Linked DNA regions of Homo sapiens: region 2 is linked to region 1. A link is a loop called in an ENCODE intact Hi-C map of the cell type or tissue named here. Cell type or tissue: OCI-LY7. All regions are shown on one strand.

Region 1 (2,500 bases):
CTTTGGAAATTCTCTTCTCCCACCTATGGCTCTTCCCCCAACCCAGGCAACTACTGAACTGCTTTCTTGACCTAGACAATAGTTTTCATCTATTAGTATTTTATATAAAGAATCTTTTTTGTCTGGCTTCTTTAATGGAACATAATTATTTTGAAGTTCATTCATGTCATTTTATGCATCAGTATTCATTCCTTTTCACTGATGAGTAGTGTCCCATTGCATTGATGTGTCATGGTTTTTATCCATCCATGTTGATCGATATTTGGGTTGTCTCTGGTTTTTGGCTATCACGAATAAAACTGGTATCAACAGTGCTGAATGATTTGCTTGAATTTAGTTGCCTATTCAAAGATACAAGTGATTCATCACAAGAGAAGTAAAGGCTTCTGGTGGAAGATGCCTTGTTTCACGGAGAGAGAACAGGAAAAGAAAAGCGTGTGGAAGAGGGGTGCGGTCTAGAGACTGTGAGGAATGCCTGTCTTCCCCTCAGTTGTGTCCTCGCCACAGTGCTGCTCCTGGACCTCCCTGTCTGAAAGCTGAGCCCAACTCACTTCTAAGTGAGTCAATTTTGATAAGTAGATGACAAGATCTAAGTAGCACTGAGGGTGTGGGAGTGAATGGGAGGCTGAGGGGCCCAGGGAAGGGAGCTGCCTTTTTCCAAGACGTCCATGTGCTGGGCCTTATGTCATTCCTATGCCATCTCATTGCATATTCGCAGCCTCCTTTTAAAGCCGAGATTATTATCGTCTAACTTCATAGGCAAACATGAGGGCTTGCAGACAGTAAATAACATGCCCAAGCCCACCTGACTCACAATTTGCAGGTCTGGAATTTGAGCCCAGGTCTCTTGGCTTCCAGGGCTGTTTTCTTTCCTCCACCCTCTCCAGGACGGCCTCTCAAGCTGTGGCACGTGCAGGTGGCAGACAGCAGCGACAGCCACGGTTAAGAGGCCAGCGGGGGAGAAAAAGTGCATTCTGAGCTGGGTTCTTAGCACATGCAGGGTTCTTACACCCCTTGTTCAGGCCTGGGCGAAGCTCAACTGAGACAGGGAGGGTCCACATGCCAGAGTAGGACAGGAGCATCCATCCAGGCCAGAAGGGTTCTGGGCCACAGAGTGATGGTCTCTGTACAGCCCCTCTGGTGTGGGAGATATCCCTGCCCTGCATGTTAGCAGGGTTTATGCAAGAATTGATGTGAGTAGGTGCAATAGCTGATTTTAAGGATAATTTTGAAGTCAAGCCCTAAGCAAAGAATCAACCTGGGTGGCAGCCCCTGTGTCTACCCTTAACTTGGTAAGTGACCTGGGCAAGTTCCCTGCTGGCCCTGGGCTCAGCTTCTCCCTCTCCCCACGAGGAGCTGGGCTAGGCCTGCAGGGGCCAGTGGTGCAGCGCCTCCTCCCTGGAAATGGCATTGGTTAACTACATCCATTCTGGCCAGCCTTGCGTTCCTTCACCACTAGGTGGAGGGCATCTCTTAGGTTTCCCCACTGCTCCCTGAAGGCCTTGGAGGCGGTCTTAGCCATCCCTCCATGAAAACCACCTTAAATTTTGACAGCTTTTTAAGGAATTCCAACTTAGATGTTAGGAAATATTCAGTCAATTCATTTGCCCAAAAGCTCAAATTTTGAGTTTCTTCACTTTCTATTTTCCTATTTCAATATATTGTACTTTTTAAAAAAACTTTTATACTAAATAAATTGAACTTTAAAAATGTTCTGGCCTGTATTTATTACTTGGGAGATTTCCAGCAGAATTGCTTTACTGATGCTTGCCTCTATGTGAAAAGTGCTTTTGATCTCTTTTAAGTGAACTGTTCTCTCTTGCTTCAACCAGACACAATGAAATAGTGGAGATGTGGGAGAGAGGTAAGGACTCGTTCTTTCAGCTGACATGTTTTTGAGAATTCTGTTACCCCCAAGGGTATTCATAAGGCCTCAGCACAGAGCAAACTATTCTCACAATCATGCCTGATAATGAATTGATCACCTTGGGCATTTACCAAGTGCTCTCTTCACATCTCTTATCTCATCGAATCCTTCCTACTCCTCTTACAATGAGCATTTTTTAGTCTCTGCTTTTATAGAAGAAGCAGGCGAGGCTATTATTGGCCATATAGATTCCCCACCTGCACCACAACATACACAAACTATCCAAGCATAGTTTGGAATTAGGAAAGGGACTTGACCTTATTTAAGTGTCCGTGAGTATAGGAGTGGTCAGACTTTCTCAAATCCTGCATCTAGCAGTAGGGACCCAGAGAAGCCTGCCTCATTCAGGTGGCTGTGTTGGCTGGCATGGTTATGGGGGCCATGCAGGGACATCCCCAGCCTTCAGATGGAACCTTCCAGAGCTGTGTCTTGCCTGTGCCTAGAGTCCAGTGGAGGCCAGCACCCCTCCACTGAAAAAAGAATCTGAAGACTTCAGCCAGGCTGACTTGCCCTGGGGTTGCTTTTCAAGTGGAGGTACAAGGACAGAATCAGCTACAGAGAGAGGGAACCTGG
Region 2 (2,500 bases), 82 kb after region 1:
CATAGGTGACTCACGCCGGCCTACCCTGGGGCTGCTAGTTAGATTTTAATCCTTTCTATTCTGCTAGCTCCCACTTACTGGACTTCAATCACATTTAAACATTCTCCTAAAAAGACTACCCTGTAAATACCATCCCCTAGTCCTGTGACCCCCGACCCCAACCAGCTCCTTGTCTTCTTTCTTCCCTTGGTTCCTGATGCCTGACAGCCCACAGCTGCTGCCTCCTCTCCTGTGCCGCTCCCGGTCCCTCTCACATGGTTGGTTTTGCCCCAATCCTACCGAGCCGCTTGTGGGAAACCCACCGCCAACCCCCAGACACCTCTTTCTAGGGCATTATCCTGTCCCCAGCAACTCCTCTCGCCATGTTTCTTTCTAGAAATTTTACCCGAATCACACAACTCACTCTGTCTCCTTCTTTGCTCCTCTCTTAGACAATTAAAGGCATTTACTCCCCAGGGCCCCTGTGGTCCTGCTGTTTTGTTGGCTGTCCCTCCTGAGCTGATAGTGTCCCACAGATGGAACTTGCCCTATGACTTACATCCCTACCTTCCAGACTGTTCCGTGGCTAGACACCATCCCTTGGTCTCATGCGAACCCCTACTCTGGGTACAGTTCCCATTGCATTCAGCAGAATCACTGTGGCCCCAGTCACCGAAGTGGACAATGCAGCCAACGGATGGAACCGCCTCAAAGGGGCAAACACCACGGGGCTGCTGAGATGCCCTTCTCTGCCCTCTGAGACGCCCCTCCCTGCCTTTCTTCCCCTCCTGCACCAAAGGCCTCCTGGCCTCTCGCCACCGCCTGTCCCAAGGGCGAGCTATCTGACAGGCCCCCTGAAGGGCTATTCCCAGGTCAGCAGGTTTGAGGGTTCCCTTTCCAGCACCACACCCTTTATTCCTCAGCCTCAGAGCGAGTGCGGGCCTCCTGTGCCTCTGAGCCTGCAACCCGCCCCACTCCTGCCACCTCCACCCCTTCCTAAAGAAGGGGACAGCCGAGATGTGACCCATGGTCCCCACGCACGCCCCTTCACCAGCACATGCGTGCCTGTGGCAAAATGACTCATCCCCTCCCTCTGCACCCTCCCCCTGCACCCTCCCCCTGCCCCCGCCGGGGCCAGGCAGGGCTCCTCCTCCCCCAGTGCTTCCAGCTGTGGCAACCACATGGCGTTTGCCAACTGAGTCTTCTCCGGGGACCCAGCCTGGCCACGGGCTGCACCCTGTGTTTTATCACTGAGGAACTGTAAGCTTTTTGTAGGGGTCAGTGTGTCAATGCTTCTCCCTAAAGCCACCTGCTTAACAGGAATGTCAGACATGGAGCAGGCCAAAATGCAGATGATGATGATATCAGTGCAGCTGCTCTGGACAGCCCTCTATGCTGTGCCCTGCTGGGTCAGGCTTCACAGACATGACAGCCAGGATCGGGTGAGGGGGCGCCCTCACCTCACAATGAAGGAACAGCAGAGCCACCTGCCAGGGCCAACAGCTAGGAATCAATAGAGCCAGGCCTACCTACCCACATGGCCTGCTCCCAGGCACAGCAAACACCCCAGTGGCTCAGCTGCCACATGCATGTGCACACATACACCACAGACACACCACACATCCCATACACACATACACACCACACATCCCATAAACATATACACAGCACACATCCCATAAACATATACACACCACATACCACGCTTCCCATACACACATACACACCATACATCCCATACACACCACACATCCCATACACATATAACACACATACACACTACACATCCCATACACATACAACACACATACACACCACACACCACACATCCCATACACACATACACACTATGCACCACACACCACACATCCCATACACACATACACACCACACATACACACTACACATCCCATACACACATACACACCACACACACACCACACATCCCATACACACATACACACCACACATACACACCACACATCCCATACACACATACACACCACACACCACACATCCCACACACACATACACAACACACCTCCCATACACACATACACACCACATACCACACATCCCATACACATACACAACACATATACACACCACACATCTCACACACAACACATATACACACCACACATCTCACACACATACACACCATACATCCCATATACATATCCACACCACACACCACACATCCCATACACATCATATATCCCATACACATACACATCACACATACATACCACACATCCCATAAACATATACACACCACACACCATATATCCCATACACACCACACATCCCATGCACACATGCACACCACACACACTACACATACACACCACACATCCAATACACACATATACACCACACTCCACATATCCTGCACACATATACATATTACTTGCACACACACCACACATACACACCATATATCCTATACACATATATACACCATACACCACACATCCCATACACACACACACACCACACATTACACATCCCATACACACAC

The links. Peaks named below come from ENCODE experiments on the same cell type or tissue, not always from the same donor. Only the 100,000 strongest peaks of a DNase experiment are listed, where the experiment ranks them.
Region 2: a loop joins it to region 1, with 2.1 times the contacts of the local background. A loop is called at or near these places in 2 of 110 quality-filtered maps.

What each region holds. Positions count from the first base shown.
Region 1 is chr7:50,417,169-50,419,668 of GRCh38, reverse strand. No RefSeq gene overlaps it. Among named protein-coding and RNA genes, the nearest start is that of FIGNL1, 32 kb to the left of the region's middle. In OCI-LY7, CTCF peaks have their summits at 1,238 and 1,441 (motif pointing right); a DNase peak (open chromatin) is centred at 1,438.
Region 2 is chr7:50,334,860-50,337,359 of GRCh38, reverse strand. All of the region lies in intron 3 of IKZF1 (IKAROS family zinc finger 1), which reads right to left. Among named protein-coding and RNA genes, the nearest start is that of IKZF1, 31 kb to the right of the region's middle. In OCI-LY7, a CTCF peak has its summit at 1,437; DNase peaks (open chromatin) are centred at 1,149 and 1,439; H3K4me3 peaks cover 1,027 bases; H3K27ac peaks cover 2,242 bases.